Linked DNA regions of Homo sapiens: region 1 is linked to region 2. Evidence: chromatin loops called from intact Hi-C (ENCODE). Cell type or tissue: stomach. All regions are shown on one strand. Each heading gives the region's core, and the rest is flanking DNA. Links, peaks and the distances in the headings are about the cores only. Region 1 overlaps TMEM63A (transmembrane protein 63A). Region 2 overlaps SRP9 (signal recognition particle 9).

Evidence for each region. Peaks named below come from ENCODE experiments on the same cell type or tissue, not always from the same donor. Only the 100,000 strongest peaks of a DNase experiment are listed, where the experiment ranks them.
Region 1: a loop joins it to region 2, with 2.3 times the contacts of the local background. A loop is called at or near these places in 10 of 110 quality-filtered maps.

What each region holds. Positions count from the first base shown.
Region 1 is chr1:225,859,661-225,868,617 of GRCh38, forward strand. TMEM63A (transmembrane protein 63A) reads right to left here. Exons shown (of 25, transcript NM_014698.3): 7 at 8,228-8,370; 8 at 7,452-7,503; 9 at 6,914-7,022; 10 at 6,237-6,307; 11 at 3,111-3,191; 12 at 2,795-2,918; 13 at 2,558-2,691; 14 at 1,200-1,337. Among named protein-coding and RNA genes, the nearest start is that of TMEM63A, 18 kb to the right of the region's middle. RefSeq lists silencers at 4,516-4,716, 4,855-5,055. In stomach, for the core only: no CTCF peak of the experiment used is centred there; a DNase peak (open chromatin) is centred at 4,821; H3K27ac peaks cover 3,298 bases.
Region 2 is chr1:225,781,258-225,790,214 of GRCh38, forward strand. SRP9 (signal recognition particle 9) reads left to right here. Exons shown (of 3, transcript NM_003133.6): 2 at 2,043-2,111; 3 at 7,983-8,957. The coding sequence ends at 8,102. Among named protein-coding and RNA genes, the nearest start is that of SRP9, 7.9 kb to the left of the region's middle. RefSeq lists an enhancer at 292-791. In stomach, for the core only: no CTCF peak of the experiment used is centred there; no DNase peak of the experiment used is centred there.

The DNA.
Region 1 (8,957 bases), core at 700-8,699, 79 kb after region 2:
TTGGAGACAGAGTCTTGCTCAGTCACCCAGGCTAGAGTGCAGTGGTGTGATCTCGGCTCACTGCAACCTCTGCCTCCCAGGTTCAAGCAATTCTCCTGCTCAGCCTCCCATGTAGCTGGGACTATAGGCGTGTACCACCACACCCAGCTAATTTTTTTGTATTTTTAGTAGAGACAGGGTTTCACCATGTTACCCAGGGTGGTCTTGAAATCCTGAGCTCAGGCAATCCGCCTGCCTCAGCCTCTCGAAGTGCTGGGATTACAGGTGTGAGCACCACGCCCGGCCCCAGCGTGGCATTTCTTAGACACATCTGCAATGCTTTGTGACTAACGACACATTCTTCCCAACGGGGCTGTAGCTGGGGTACAGGAAGGAGGAAGGCAGGGACAAAGGAGTGAAGGCATAGCTTGCACCTGCCCTGGCCTCTCATCCCAAAGAACAGACCCACAAAGCAATCCTGAGTTTAGGAAGCCTTGTGAACCAAAGAGCAAAACTGTCAGAGGCAGAACTAGAACCGAGCAGAGGGGAGCACTTCAAGCTCATTCTGTGCAAGGAGCTGAGGCAGGGCTGGACAGGCAGCTGCGCTGGGGCTTGCGCTGGGTGCCCTTACCCTCAGCACAGCACTGGAGGCTCACCAGGGCCCCCATGGACACAGCTCAGCTCCCCAGCACGGCCCCAGGCTGACACTGGACCTAAGTAAGGCTGCACAAGCTGCATGCGGCTACTGAGCATTTTAAATGTGGCTGGTGTGAATTGAGAGGTGCTAGAAGTGTAAAATACACACCAGATATTGAAGACTAAGTGTGAAAAAGAGAATGTAAAACATCTCACATTTTTCAAAAATTGCATGTTGAAATAACAGTTTGGATATATTGGGCGAGATACATTATTAAAATTAATTTCAACTGTTTCTTTTTACTTTTTTAGCATGGCTATTAGGAAATTTAAAATTAGATGCAGAACTGGCATTATATTTCTGCTGGGTAGCACTTGAATGCTAGGGAGGAACACTGGAGGGAAGGGCTGGGCAGATACCCCAGTTGGGCCACACCGAGCACATCACAGCATCACAGCCCACAGAATTGCAGATGTGTGGAGATCTCCATTGACTGCCAGGTCACACCTGTGCTCCAGGTGATGGGCAGCTCCCACCAGGAACCCAGGCCTCTCTCCCACCTCTCCTTGGTCTAGGAGCTTACCAGCAGATGTCCTCAGGGTCAGCAGCAAAGGTGACTGTCCACTTGGAGGTATAGAGCTCCCTGCTATGGGAGGACGGCTGGGGCTCACCTTTGCACTGAAGGCTCTGACACTTGCAGGCATTGAAATCTTTCAGGATGCTGCAAGGAAATGTAGCAACAGCCAGGCCCAGGCTACTCAGGTTACCAAGCACACATGTGGCAAGTGGGGACTGAGTAGGAGTGGGAGGCAGTGGCATAGGACCTTTGCTTTGTTGTGATTAGTGTATTATGAGTAACGCTATGTAAGAGGTGCCACGCTAGCACAGTGTGTGGAGAATTTTGTTTAATCCTCGCAACCACCAGCAACAAAGGGAGTACGATTCCCATTTTACAGATAAGGAAACTGAGGGCAACACACTGCTCTTCCATAGGGCCATCCCCCTCCACCCTGCCTGTTAAGCTGGAGCTCTGATCAGTGCTACTGCCAGGCCAGTGGCTCAACTTTTCATTCTGTCACTTTTTCCCCAGGCCCAAGTGTAGCAATAGACCACGTTACACATTGCCTGTTCCCAAGCTTCCCTCCTCAGGGCTCCCACCTCGACCCTCACCATCTCAACAGGTCACAGCTTTTCCTCCTTTAACCTCCCGTAAGGAGCCCAGCAGCCCCTCTACTCCTGCCTCAGATGCCTTCCCCTTTCCTCCTGCCCCAGTGTCTGCAAGGAGGCAGGAAGTCCTGTGTGAGTCCATTCCTAGTGTCACAATGCCTGGGGCAGTGGCTGGACACCTTTCCACACCCCTCTCCCGACCCACCCTGTGCTGCTCCTAAGGCGAGATGACACTGAGACCACAGGCATGAGAGCCTAGAGTCCCATGCCAAGGGCCACTGTGAAAAGCCACTCCCCAGGGTCAAGCTCCCCACTGCAGTGAGCGCCCCAGCGTGCCCCAGGGGTCTTCCCCACAGCTTTGCATTTGTGGGAAGGTGGGGAGCCACAGACAGAAGGATCTGTGGCCCAGAGCAGATGTCTGAAAGGAGGGTGCCTCCATCTCCCCTGGGGCAAGGCTGGCACATGAAGCCAACAGGATGGGTCCAGGGCAGCAGGGAAGAGCCCAGCAGTGGGGCCAGGCCACATCAGCTCGAGGGGGTCAGCCAGAATCACCCACTCCGTGGCTGCTGCCCACACCCCCACCGCCTGTTACACAAACATGGGCTGGGCTGGCTGAAAGTGAGTGTGGGTAGCTGAGGGAGGAGAAGGAAACACCACAGATAAATCCCAGGGATGGTGGGTCAGCAGTACCATCTCCACTCGAGAGGGACAGTGAGTTATCTGGAGGGGAACAGGGAGTCAGCCAAGAAGGGGTCTGGATGTGCCTACACTCACTAGGTGGCCATGGACTTCTCCTGGAAGGTGACGAAGGCCATTCCCAGGGGCTGGTCCTGGACGTGGCGTTCTTCCTCTGTGATCCTCTCCAGCAGCCTGTCCTTCATCCGTGTGTAGTAAGAGATGGCGTCTTCCTGCCACAAGACACATCCCATTGGGATGACGTGGCCCCATGCTGGTATCTGGGGCACCCCGATGCCAATGCCTCTGCTCCCAGCCGGGGGGTGGGACCCTTACCCACTCACAGCCCAGCACTTCACAGCAGCAAAACTGGCCACAGGGCTTGGGGTTGATGAGGGTCCGCTGGCCTGTCTTCACCTGCAGGTTTGTGTAATAGGTCAGGCTCTTCTCAGTCTTCTTTCTGTAGGGGTGGGAGCGGGGGCACAAACCTCAGATTTAGAATCCTGTGGCAGGGACCCCCATACCCACAGTTCAACCATCGAACGCCAGGGGAGAAGGAGGGGTCCAGGGCCTCCCGCCTCCCTTCCTAGCTGGGAGATGCGAGGCCAGCAAGGAAGGAGGGGGCATCTTGCAAGGCCCGCCCACCACTCACTTCTCCTTGCACAGGTAGATCAGTTTGGCCACGTTGTAGCACAGCTGCACATCAACCACCTCACACGTGGGATACGCGTCCCTGTGGCCAGGGAGAGAAGGAGGCAAAAGACACCGTTGGAAAAGAAAACACCCCAAGCAGGAGACGTGCCCACGGATCCAAGGGAAAGGATGGCAGAGTGATCTCGCTGCTGGTTTCTGTGCCAGCGGAGACCTCTCTTCTCTTTGTCTTTTATCCTCCAAAAGGGGGAAATTTTGAAATTTAATACAAAGAGGGCTTTTGTTTTGTTTTGTTTTGTTTAGAGACAGGGTCTCACTCTGTCACCCAGGCTGCTGTACAGTGGCACAATCATGGCTCACTGTAGCCTCAACCTTCTGGGCTCAATCAATCCTCCCACCTCAGCCTCCTGAGTAGCTGGGGCTACAGGCACATGCCACCAGGCTGATTTTTATTTTTTGTAGAGACGGGGTCTCGCTATGTTGCCCAGGCTGATTTCGAACTTCTGGCCTCAAGCACTCCTCCTGTCTCACCCTCCCAAAGTGCTGGGATTGTAGGCGTGAGTCACTGCACCCCGCTAGCCTTTTTTAGTAGTATGAAGCTAACTGCCTGGAACTGACAAGTTTATACCCACTTGGCTTGGAATCAGCTGGCACTTCTCCTGGGGAAAAATGAACACATCACTATCCCCTCTAAAGACCCAAAGGAACAGATTTATTGTTTGTGCTAGGTCAGTATCTACCTTGAGCCATCACTGAAATCCTATTCAGGTAGCCTTTTTTAAGGTCACAGACCTTTCAGAGGGTCTAATGAAAGCAAAGGACCCTCAGACCAGAAAATATCTACACACATATTAACAACCAGCAAGGCCAGGTGCGGTGGCTCATGCCTGTAATCCCAGCACTTCGGGAGGCTGAGCCGGGTGGATCACTTGAGGTCAGGAGTTTGCGACCAGCCTGGCCAATGTGGTGAAACGCTGTCTCTACTAAAAATACAAAAATTAGCCAGGTGTGGTGGCACACACCTGTAATCCAGCTACTTGGGAGGCTGGGGCACGAGAATCACTTGAACCTGGGAGGCAGAGGTTGCAGTGAGCAAGATTGCCCCACTGCACTCCAGCCTGGGCAACAGAGTGAGACTCCGTCTCAAAAAAAAAAAAAAAAAAAAAAAAAACCCAGCAAAATACATACTCACTATTGACCAGGTATTGTTACATATATTTATTTATTTAATCCTCATCATAACCTGTGAGGTTTTGTCCCCATTTTACAGATGAGTAAACTGAGGCCGACAGAGGTAAGTGGCTTGTGCCCAAGATCACACAGCTAGTGAGTGTCTGAGCCAGGAGGTGAATACAGGCAACCTGGCTCCAAGGTCAATGCTCATGGCCACCATGCAATACCCCCTCACCATACACGCAAAATTATACATACAATTCCAGGGGATTCCAGAACCATGTAAATCCCCACCTACCACCTGCCAGGCACTGTTCTAGGTGCTGGTAACAGGGCCTGGATGTGCTTACATTTTAGTGAGAGAGACAGCCCATAGGTATATCAATCATGAAATTAAACAGTAGGACAATTTCTGGTCTCAATAAGAGCTGTGAGGAAGAAAACTGCAATTTAAGCATCCCTGCTTGAAAGGCAAATTCATACATCAATCCCCACGGACTGCAACAGCATTCACTAAAAAGGCCTCTTAAAATAGGGGAAAGCATGAGTCATGCAATGTTTGTATGAGAATGAGGAGACTTTTTTTTTCTCTTTAAAGTTATACATTAAGTGGAATTACTGTTTCCAGGTGTTGCCTAGCAGGCAACTTTGAGGAGTTGCTTCAAGGAAATACAGAAAAATGATTCTGGTATTGAGTATTTACATATTAGTAAATATTTCTAAAATACTTAGAGTTTCTGAAGAAGTTTTTCAAATTTTAAACATTCAGTTTACGATCCTGTCTAGCAATTTGCTTAGCAAGTGCTTTCTTCACAAATAGTGCAAAGTTAAAGTGCAGCCAACTCCTAGTCCATGCAACAAATTAGTGGCTGCTGTATTGATAAGGAATGAAGAGAGGCCGGGCATGGTGGCTCACGCCTGTAATCCCAGCACTTTGGGAGGGCAAGGCAGGAGGATCACTTGAGCCCAGCAATTCGAGACCAGCCTGGGCAACATAGCAAGACTCTATCTCCATAAAAAATTTAAAAATTAGCTGGGTGTGGTGCCATGTGTCTGCAGTCCCAGCTACTTGGGAGGCTGAGGCAGGAAGATGCCTTAAGTCCAGGAGTTGAGGCCGCAGTAAGCTATTATTGCACTACTGAACTCTAGCCTGGGCAACAGAGCAAGACCCTGTCTCTAAAAAAATAAGATTACAAAAAAAGGAATGAAGAAAGAATAAAATGTCAGCTCCTCAGCCCAGCCTTCAGGTCCTCCAGCATGGGGTCCTGGGAGCCTTCCCGGACTGCTTGCCCTGCCCCCCTGCACCCCACCGCCACCTTTCCTGATGCTCTGGGCCTTTCCCCGCATCCCTGGCTGCACACGTAATCTCCTCACAGGAAAGACTTTCCTCCAGCCTCCATCTGCAGGAATTGGTGGTGCAGATACTCAAAGGGAGCCGCTGGAAAGGAGGTTCTACCAGGGAGAGCCTGGACTCAGACACAGTGCTCACTCAACAGACACCCGCTCAGTGGGTGGACAAACGAACAAACGCAGAGATGGCCCCGAGGTCCTTCCACCTGTGAGACCCTAGCCCTGTGGGTCCATACAAATGCTCAGCTCACGTCTCTCTTATTCTGCAAAGGTGATGCTAAGAACCCCGGGGTCAACAATTTTTTCCCCCGTATGCTCTCAAGACGTTTATTCGCACCTACACCCTGGTCTGTGCTCTGGACACTGTGCACAGGCTGCTTGAAGAGGATAGGCCACCAGGGCGCTATTCACTGCACAGCACCAGCAGGGCTGGCACACAGGAGCCACTCCATACACGTGTGGCAGGGCCAGGTCCTTCTCAGATCTCACCTGGATACCCAAGCGAGAGACAGAAGGCGCTCACCTAAGGTGCTCGCCCTGCGGGTGGGGCTGTGTTGGTCCTACGTGGAGGGGGCTCAGCTCCCCTCCCACCCCACCTGCTTACCGGAAGTGGCTCTCCACAGTCTCCTTCCTGGCATCTCTGGGGAGTCCTGTGATGAACAGGGTCCGCCTCACCTGTCCGGGAAATACAGCAGGGAGAGAAGTCACCCACAAGCCAGTGTGCCGGTATGCTCAGGTTTCCTACCCAACTCCAGCCTCTGGAAAGTAAACAACAGGAAATCAGAAGGCTCCAGTTTTCTCCTTCTGTGGCCGGGGGAGCCCCCAAAGCATGTCATTTACACAGCGTCTTCTTCCAGGCTGTACAAAGAATCCACTTCCAAAGCAACTCTATGAGCCTTCTTTGCATGGCAGGAGACTGAGAAAGAGGGGAAGTGACTCAAATGCGGTCACACAGCAGATCAGAGGAGGACCCAGGCCTGGAACCAAGCCACAGAAGCTCCCCTCCCCTGTGAAGCTGTGGGCGGCAAAGAGAAAGGGCTGCTCTCAACCCAAATTTCTTTACTTAGCACCAGTAACTGTCCAAATCTTGAAACAATCCACCAGGAAACTGTTTTTTTTAAAGATGGTGCCAAGTGTGAGCAAGAATAAGCAAGCGGGGCTCCTGAGGCCCTCCCAGAGCTCATTGCAGTCAGGGCCTGTGGCAGAGCCTGGGAGGCCCTTCCACTCCGACTCCCACCTGAGTCCCTCCCAGCACATGTCCCTAAGTCCCGCCTCACTCACCAGGTTCTCCTCTTTGTACTTAATGGACTGAGTGTGGTGCCGCATGAAACCCACAGTGAGGAAGAGGTAAATGACAGCAAAGATGGTGTGCAGCCAAAGGAGGTCATTGCTGAGAGGGAAACCACCTGCCATCAGGGCTGGGATCCCAGGCAGGGAGCTGGGGGTGCAGAGCTGGGGCCTGGTTACCCTCAGTGGGCACTGAACTGAGGACCAACAGCTTCACTGCAAGAGATGCCTCCCACAGAGGTTGTGTGGCCAGCACCCCTCAGCCCACAGTGAATACTTCAGAGGGGTCCCCATCCCTGTCCTGACAAATGAACTCCAGATCCACAGGACCCTCCGTGTTTCTTAAAACCCTGGCAAAACAGTGTCTGCCTGTGGCGTGTTCATGCCCACAGCTCAACAACTCACTAGCTGCAAGGGGCCTTCAGATACCAGCCGGCCCCCTTTGGAGTACCTCTGGCCTGCCCCGGGCTCCTGACCTGCCTTCTCCTTGATCTCACCCATCAGCACCTATCCCCACGGGCTCCATACTCACTCAGTCTGTAGGTTTGCTATTGTTGTCCTCCCAAAACTATACGGGTCTTTGTCTGCAGAGAAGCACAGATACTTAGTTCCAGGGTCATGTGGGGAAGCAGGAGGGGGCGTAACCAATCAGCCTTGGTTTGTGGAGCTCTGGGGAGGAGGAGCATGTCTGGACCAGCAGGAAGACAACGTCTGACTGGTCTTTCCAGAGCTACACCATCAAGGCCTCTGCTTGAAACCAAAATGCTCCCTGATAACTTCTCAACCTTCCATTGCAGGTAAAGGCATAATGTGAATTCATTTTGTTTTGAGAAAACTAAAAACATCCTATGTTGTTACAAAACCAACGTTGGGAACCACTGGGTATCCTAAGTGGATTCATGGTGGCATTTTGGAAGGTGGATTCTTGCAGTTGCCCTTAGATATAATGCCACACCCTGATTTTAATTAAGTATCATGGATATCTTCTGGGTCCATTAATTGTGACCTCCTAATTTGGGTGAGGGCAGGAAAGTATAAAAGACTCTCTGATAGCCCCTGATTCTGTAAATCTTGGGGGGCTTTTTTCCCTATTTAAATAGAACCAGACATTGATATTGGGGCCCCAGTTTTAGCCTAGGTTTGCTCCAGATCTTTAATCAGATAGAAATGTTCAGAGTCACCCTGAGACCATCTTACATCTGAAGTGGGGCATGACTCCTGGGGTTCTGGTCTACCACAGTGAGCCCTTTCCCTAGGACTGCCACTCTGCCCCATTACAACATAGACAAGGGTGAGGAGGGTCATTACCCAGCAAGTCCCCTGAGAGGTTGACAGGCAGGATGACACACAGGGACAAAAAGCTGACCACCACCAACAGGAAGATGATGTGCCTCTGGAAGGACAGGTAGTGGATGGCGTCCTCCCCACACCATTCCAGGATCTGGTCATCACTGGCCAAGACACAGAGGAATCTTAATGAGCAGTGGAACAGGCCTCGGGGCTCTGCATGAAGTGTCTCATATCATCCTCACCACACTCTTATGAGATGGTTCGATCGCTATCCCCACATTTTTGTTCACATATGAGGAAATAAAGGCACAGGAAATTTGCATAACTTTCAGGATCTCACATGATATAAATTCCAGAGCCCGTCTTAGCCCCTGTACCATACTCGAGGTAAAGGAATACCAGCACTCCATCTGATGTTGCTAGAAACATTTGTGCCCAAGTTACGTGTGTGGGAAAGGTACGTAAATACAGTCATCTCACAGCCCTGTCCTGCTTCTAAGAAATCACATTCAGAATAAAGTTAGGGCTGGGCGCAGTGGCTCACACCTGTAATCCCAGCACTTTGGGAGGCTGAGGCAGGTGGATCACCTGAGGTCAGGAGTTCGAGACCAGCCTGGCCAACACGGTGAAACTGTCTCTACTAAAAAATACTAAAAAAAAAAAAAAATTAGCCAAGTGTGGTGGCACATGCCTATAATCCCAGCAACTCAGGAGGCTGAGGCAGGAGAATTGCTTGAACCTGGGAGGT
Region 2 (8,957 bases), core at 443-8,442:
TCCTTGTGTTTTGGTTATTTTTGGTAAAGAACCTTGATTTTTCTTTCTTTATGGCATCTGACATGGTGACTTGGCACCCTCTAAATTACCAAATGGACCCTTTTATAAACACGATTGGCCTTTTTTCTTTTCTTTTTCTTTTTTTTTTTTTTTTTTTTTGAGACAGAGTTTTGCTTTTGTTGTCCAGGCTGGAGTGCAGTGGTGCAATCTCAGCTCACTGCAACCTCCGCCTCCCGAGTTCAAGCGATTCTCCTGCCTCAGCCTCCCGAGTAGCTGGGATTACAGACACCCACCACCATGCCCAGCTAATTTTTGTATTTTTAGTAGAGACGGGGTTTCACCATGTTGGCCAGACTGGTCTCGAACTCCTGACCTCGTGAGTGAACTCCTGCCCTCCCAAAGTGCTGGGATTATAGGCATGAGCCACTGCACCCAGCCATGATTGGCCTTTTAACTCTCATTTCTCCTAAATGAAACCAGTGAGTGTTCCTTTAACTGAGAGTTAAAACTTCACATAGTTGTCATGCTTAGTATATTTTTAAGTGTTTCGTTTCTAGAGAACTGAATTTTTAAAATGTGTAAAACTGAATTTACTAGATAAATAAATAGAATCAGGTATTCTAAAGATAATTAACCTAGTTACTACTATTTATACCTGCTTAAATGCTTGATGAGTTCCCTTTCCTCCTTCACTCAGACAAATCGCATATAGTGATGTAACTTTTTTTTTTCAGTCTCAGGAATGCAAAGACCGTAATGGGGAAAGCTGTAGGTTGCAGTTCCATTAGCCCTTTTTATTTAGTTTCCAGAATTGTCTTGAGGCCTCTGGTGCTAGATTGTAACCATTTTAAAATTATGTTTCTGTTCTGGCTTGTAGATAAGTAGCAGTTTTTATTTTATTTTATTTTATTTATTTATTTTTTTTGAAATGGAGTCTCGCTCTGTCCCCAGGCTGGAGTGCAATGGTGCGATCTCGGCTCACTGCAAGCTCCACCTCCCTGGTTCACACCATTCTCTTGCCTCAGCCTCCCGATTAGCTGGGACTGCAGGCACTCATCACCACGCCCGGCTAATTTTTTGTATTTTTTAGTAGAGACGGGGTTTCACCGTGTTAGCCAGGATGGTCTCAATCTCCTGACTTTATGATCCACCCGCCTTGGCCTCCCAAAGTGCTGAGATTACAGGCGTGAGCCACCGCGCCTGGCCGATACTTAGCAGTTTTTAAAACAGCTAGCTAAACAAGAGTTACTGATACTGGTTAGGGAAAAACTGCGATACACTGTGCTTGAATCCATCACTGAAAAAAAATAATGTTCGTGGAAGTGTTCTTGGGAGATGTCTTATAGGAATATGCTAATATCTAAATGCCTTGGCAATCTGTAGAATATTGAACATAAAGTATTGTGTAACATGGAACTTCAGTATAGGAGTTATTCTGGTTTTTGGAAAAGTTGTTGGTGGAGACTTCAAGGCAGAATTCTGCTTTTATGTAATAATGCGTTATGTTCTACCTTCGTGATAAAGACCTGATTTTGCTGAATATTTTAGTCTGAATCTGCTTGCTAAGATTTGTGGAAAAATGGAAAGTGTGAGTTGCACTGACCTGCAGCACTGTTTGCTAATGAATGGATTTGGACTTTTTAACTAGCCATTTCTGCTAAATGTTTTCCTCCCTTTCCTGTCATTCCTCTGTGGCTAGGTGTGTTGGTGTATATTCTTATTGGCAAGAAATGCCACCTTATAAGTCTCACAGACATTCCCTGAATGTGGATGTGTTTTGAGAATGTTCAGTACATCTCTTCAAACTGGCTGCAAATAAAATATCCAACTTTTTAAGTCTTAAATAAATGGTAGCAAAGGAATGAACTAAAATAGCTGATTTTTTTTTTAACTTCATTTCGGTTTAGTTTATAGTAAAAATGCCTTTAGATGTTTGGGGGTATTTATTCTAAAAGGATCCTTTTCAGCCTACCTGAAGACTAAATTATTTATAAGAAATGTCATTTGTCTTCACTGTTTCTAAATATGTATTTTTGTTTCAGGCACGTGTGGTTCTCAAATATAGGCATTCTGATGGGAACTTGTGTGTTAAAGTAACAGATGATTTAGTTGTAAGTATACATTTTTATTTGTTACATACTTTCAGATTTGTTTGAGTTAATTATTTGTTTGAAATTATTTACTTAGAGTTTATGGAGATTACCCATTAGGATGCTTATTTTGCATTTCATTTAAAGATGAAGAACCTCATTCTAGCAGCTACTTTTATAGACCCTCAGGAAATTATTTAACCTGCTTTCTTAATGCATTATGTCAAGTGTCTTTAATAAGTGCTGTCTTCAGACCTTAAGCAACAGAAATGTAGAGACCAAATTGGATGTAAGGGAGTAAAAGTTTCCTTTAAATGACAGTGTTTGAACACAACTTACAGGCTTTATTGTATTTCCTGTCTTTGATATGCTCATTCTTGTTACTTCCTCATATCCCATTCATTCCTTAACCCTCTGCCATTTGTTTTCTGCATATGGTACTCCAGCGAAACTGCTCTTTGTGAGAGCACATCAGCAGCTCCTTTCTTTTCAAACCCAGTGGTCTTATTATTCATATGTTATTTGACCTCCTTGCTGCTTTTGATACAGAAGCCCACTCTTTCATAGAAATAATTATTTTGGCACTTGTGGTTCTGTTTTATCTTGGCCTTACTATTCTGTGTTTCTGTTGTTTCATTCTTCTTTGCTGATTGTTTTTTTTTTGATGTGCCCCATATATATGTGCTTCTCTAGGATTCTGTCCTTGATTGTCTTTTCATAACAGCTTCTGGAGCAGTTCATTTAACTGAGTCTAATACTGCATCTGTCTATGTCTACTTGCAAATGTGTGTTTAGTTCATATTCTTCTGACTTTCTGACTAGCATCTGTATCTCACATACCCTCAAAATTCACTTATCTACAGTGGAGTTTATCACCTGTTCTTTTTTTTTTTTTTTTTTTTTTTTTTTTTTTTTTTGAGACGGAGTCTTGCTCTGTCGCCCAGGCTGGAGTGCAGTGGTGTGATCTCGGCTCACTGCAAGCTCTGCCTCCCGGGTTCATGCCATTCTTCTGCCTCAGCCTCCCGAGTAGCTGGGACTACAGGCACCCACCACCACGCCCAGCTAATTTTTTTTTGTATTTTTAGTAGAGACAGGGTTTCACCATGTTGGCCAGGATGATCTGGATCTCCTGACCTCGTGATCCACCCGTCTCGGCCTCCGAAAATGGTGGGATTACAGGCATGAACCACCCCACCCGGCCTATCATCTGTTCTTAAACTAGCTCTTTCTCATGCCTGTAATCCCAGCATTTTGGAAGGTCAAGTGGGCAGATCACAAGGTCAGGAGATCGAGACCATCCTGGCTAACACGGTGAAACCCCATCTCTACTAAAAATACAAAAAAATTAGCCAGGCATGGTGGCGGGCACCTGTAGTCCCAGCTACTCAGGAGGCTGAGGCAGGAGAATGGCATAAACCTGGGAGGTGGAGCTTGCAGTGAGCAGAGATCGTGCCACTGCACTCCAGCCTGGGTGACACAGCAAGACTCCATCTCAAAAAAACAAACAAAAAAACTAGCTGCTTCTTCTGTTCCTACCTTCCTACCTTTAGTTGCATTATTTTCCACGTGGTCAGAAATCTGGGGATTTTTTTTAATTAAAAAAATTTTTTTAGAGACAGGATATCGCTATGTTGCCCAGGCTGGTCTTGAACTCCTGGCTTCAAGCAGTCCTCCCACTCAGCCTCCCAAGTTGCTGGGATTACACACATGGGCCACAGTGCACAGCCCAGAGTGATTTCTATTTAGACGGAGTCTCGCTCTGTTGCAAGGCTGGAGTGCAGTGGGCGATCTCTGCTCACTGCAGCCTCCACCTCCTGGGTTCAAGTGATTCTCCTGCCTCAGCCTCCTGAGTAGCTGGGACTACAGCCGTGCACCACCACGCCCAACTAATTTTTTTTTTTTTTTTTTTTAGTAGAGACGGGGTTTTCACCATGTTGACCAGGATGGTCTCCATCTCTTTACCTCATGATCCACCCACCTTGGCCTCTGAAAGTGCTGAGATTACAGGGGTGAGCCACTGCGCCTGGCCTTTTCTTTTTATTTGTTTGTTTGTTTGATGGAGTCTCGCTCTGTCGCCCAGGCTGGAGTGCAGTGGCGCAATCTCGGCTCACTGCAAACTGCCTCCTGGGTTCACGCCATTCTCCTGCCTCAGCCTCCTGAGTAGCTGGGACTACAGGCGCCCGCCACCACGCCTGGCTAATTTTGTGTATTTTTAGTAGAGACGGGGTTTCACCCTGTTAGCCAGGATGGTCTCGAACTCCTGACCTCGTGATCTGCCCGCCTTGGCCTCCCAAAGTGTTGGGATTATAGGCGTGAGCCACTGTGCCTGGACTTTTTTTTTTTTTTTTTTTTAAAGAAGGAGTCTGGCTCTATTACCCAGACTGGAGTGCAATGGTTCATTCTTGGCTCACTGCAACCTCTGCCTTCCGGGTTCAAGCAATTCTCCTGCCTCGGCCTCCCAAGTAGGTGGGATTACAGGTGGGCACCACCACACCCAGCTAATTTTTGTATTTTTAGTAGAGATGAGATTTCACCATGTCGCCCAGGCGGCTGGAGTTGAACTCCTGACCTCAAGCGATCCACCCACCTCGGCCTCCCAAAGTGCTGGGATTACAGGTGTGATCCACCACGCCCAGCCCCAGAGTGATTTCTGAAAGGCTAATTTGATTGTTACTCCCTTGCTTAGAAACCTTTAAACTCCACCCTTGCATCCTCTCTAATCTCTGTCATTTCTGTATTATGTAAGAGCTCCTTTAATGTGCTGTGATGTGTTAGGCCTCAGTGCTTTCAAACATTCTGTTTCCTCCTTTGCAATATTGAATCCCACCTCCACCCCTAATGTGGCCAGACTGCTGCTTATCTTTCAAAACCCAACTTGAGGATTACTTCATTTCTTGCTTTTCATTTTGGCTTTTTGTGCTGTATCACAATTCTTTTATCACATTTGTCTTTTTAATAGACTGCCCTTCAAGACAATAGAGATAGATCAGTAATATTCTTACATGTCTTATTTCCATTGCCTACTATGATGTCTTGACCCAGAGAGCACTCAGTAAACATTTTTTAAATAGTTAGTTCTTTTGAAAATTTTATAGAGTGATTTTAAAAATCACTTTTTGTCTTTGGTCATATATTGTATTTGTGTTCAGGGTTCCATTATGATGAGACTGCATGAAGTTAGACCTTTTAGTGATTACCATGTCTTCTAAGAACCAATTGAATGTAGTGAGTAGCTAAACATGTGGAAAAGGAAGAGTGAATCGAGATGTAGTATACTAGACATAGATTGAAGAGATGTGAATCCTAGCTTAGTCATTTACTAGCATTTTGGCCTTGGAAAAGTTTAGGCCAAAAATTTAGCCTTCTGGTCTCAATTTCCTCATCTGTAAAGTATCATAGTGATAGTAAAAAAATATATGAAAGTATCTAACATGAGTGCTTACCCTTGGTAGATTGAGTACATGTATTCTTTTGTTTGTTGATTGGTTGGTTGATTGCTTTTTTTTTTTTTTAGAGACAGTGTCTTGCTCTATTGCTCAGGCTGCAGTGCAGTGGCATGATCATAGCTCACTGCATCCTCGACCTCCTGGGCTCAAGCGGTCCTCTTGCTTCAGCCTCCTGAATAGCAGAGACTACAGGTGTGCACCACCACACTCAGCTAATTTTTAAATTTTTTTGTCAAGACAGGGTCTCATTATATTGCCCAGGTTGATCTGGAACTCCTGGACTCAAGCCATCTTTCTGCCTTAGCCTCCCAAACCACTGGGATTATGGGTGTGAACCACTAAGTACTTCTTAAATCTTGACATTCCACACAGAAAAATTTTAATTGTGATTGTCACAGAGTGGTTAGGTATACTTGCTGAAGAAAAACCCCTATGTCCTGTCTTAAAAATAGGGGAATAGGCCGGGCGCGGTGGCTCGTGCTGGTAATCCCAGCATTTTGGGAGGCTGAGGTGGGCGGATCATGAGGTCAGGAGTTCGAGACCAGCCTGACCAACACAGTGAAACCCCGTCTCTACTAAAAATACAAATATTAGCATGGTGGTGGGTGCCTGTAATCTCAGCTACTTGGGAGGCTGAGGCAGGAGAATCGCTTGAACCTGGGACTGGGAGGCAGAGGTTGCAATGAGCCAAGATTGTGCCACTGCACTCTAGCCTGGGTGACAGAACTAGACTCGGTCTCAAAAAAAATAAAATAAGGGAATAAATGCAGAACGAATTTTAATACAAAAGGCCTTATCTCCAATTGATGGCTCTTTTTGCCCTGTTAATGATTGAATATAATTAAGGATCCATGTTAACTTCGACTTTTTTATAATCCCATGTATCCATCATTTTTCTAATCCCATAATTGATTTAGAATACTGTCTTCTATGGACCTAAAATCTTTTTCTGTCAGAAATTTCAGTGAGAAGGTATGTACATTCTCTCATAGGACATGTGCTAAAATTTTGATGATGAAGATTAATATGGCCTTTTTACAAGATTGCCGCACAAATTTGTACAATGCGTGGATAAAAATTTTTTTAAGTGAGTTGTTTAAAAGGCTCACTTAAAAAAATCAGTTGGGCATGATGAGGTTGAACTTCAAGTTATTTAAGTTGTTGACTTTTATTATAGGATCATTAGTTCCTGTTGTTTAAAACTCATGTGAACCTTTAAGATGGGCTGAAGAAAAGTGGATCTGTACTACAAAATGAGGAAAGGGCTGCCAGCTTAAAGTTGCTGTTTTTGAAGATTCTACAACAGATGGCTTTATGACCAACCATAAGCAGATCTTAAGTATCTAGTGAAGAATTTAACTGCTAACAAGGAAGAATTTGGTTTGATTTAAAAGTAATATCTTCAAGCCTGGGCAACATGGAGAAACCCCGTCTCTACTAAAAATAGAAAAATTAGCTAGGTGTGGTTGTGTGTGCCTGTAGTCCCAGCTACTCAGGAAGCTGAGGATCGCTTGAGCCCAGGACGCAGGTTGCAGTGAGCTGAGATTGCACCACTACACCCCCAACCTGGGCCACAGAGTGAGACACTGTCTCAAAAATACATACCTTCAGCAAATCAAGATTTTTTTTTTTTTTTTTTTTGAGACGGAATCTCACTCTGTCGCCCAGGCTGGAGTGCAGTGGCATGATCTTGGCTCACTGCAGCCCTCACTCCTGGGTTCAAGCGATTCTCCTGCCTCAGCCTCCTAAGTAGCTGGGATTACAGGCACACGCCACCACGCCCAGCTAATTTTTGTATTTTTAGTAGAGACGGGGTTTCACCATATTGGCCAGGCTGGTTTCGAACTGCTGACCTGGTGGTCCGCCTGCCTCGGCCTCCCAGAGTGCTGGGATTACAGGCGTAAGCCACCACGCCTGGCCAAGAAAATCAAGATTTACCTGGTTTATGTGTTGACCAGCTATACACAGAGAATTCTAGATTTTTTTCTAAAAATTATTATCAAACCCCCAATTTCACCAGTAGAAAAAGAGATCTTAAGATTTCTGTGTTTTTTTTTCCAGCATAACTCAGTTACTTATGGCTGGGAGAAAATATGTAGGGAGATAATCTAATACCTAATTCGAAGGAAGAAAATATCTAATTCTAAGTCTTGAGTTCTTCTCATCAGACCATAGCAGGATTTAACATTTAACATTTTTCAGAAGCTTCTAATAGACTTCATTCAGTTTTTTGTCCACAGCAGTGGCATTTAAATTACTGTACTTTAAGACATGGAATTGCTGGAGGCTTGGAAACTTGAGTGCAATTTCCCTAGTACGACCTCCAAGGAGAATAGAGCAAAACAGTGGTAGGAAAAACTCTCAAAATTTTACCCAATTGTATGTTTTCTACATTGTCAGTATCTAGTTTTATATAGTTAATATGTACTTCTAAAATTTCTGACAGTGTTTGGTGTATAAAACAGACCAAGCTCAAGATGTAAAGAAGATTGAGAAATTCCACAGTCAACTAATGCGACTTATGGTAGCCAAGGAAGCCCGCAATGTTACCATGGAAACTGAGTGAATGGTTTGAAATGAAGACTTTGTCGTGTACTTAGGAAGTAAATATCTTTTGAATTAGAGAAAGTGTTGGGACAGAAAGTACTTTATGTAACTAAGTGGGCTGTTCAGAAGCTTAGAGGTCATTTTTTGTAATTTTCTTTTTAATTACTTTAGAGAGCTAGGGATGCAAATGTTTTCAGTTAGAAAGCCTTTATTTACTTTTGGAAATTGAACAAGAAATGCATCTGTCTTAGAAACTGGAGATTATTTGATGTTAGGTAAAACATGTAATTGTTTCTCTGGCAAATTTGTATCAGTAATTTGAAAATGAGATATTAGGAAAAACCAATTCTTCTTAAATTTAGTTCATCTTTCTTTAAAAGAACATTAAATGTAACCATTTTGTCAGATCCATGTATTTTGGAGCATAAAATGTATGCTGTTGTGACCAATAAATATAAAATATGGTAATTGGAATTAACTCCACACCATAGTATGCATTGTTATACATACTGTGTACCTAATTATGTATAGCAGTGTAGTCTCAATTATATCTGAAAGTAATTGTGACTAACAAGTATGCTTTGCCTTATTTCCACATTTAAACTACCTGTTAATATAAGGGATTTGTAGTATCAGCTTGTTGAGCAATGACTTTGAATCTAGTTTTCAGTGATCAGAAGCAGCAGTTATTTGAGTGTATGAATGGAATGATGATCACTGTGCTATAATGTACTGAAACCACCATATTACAGAAATATTTACTACATATTTTCCATCTGTAGTTTCTCAGAAGGGCTATGGATTAGTTTGAACTGTCAAATCCTTGCATACTTCTGTGACACCCCTGCCCATTTTCTGTCTTTAATTAACCAAG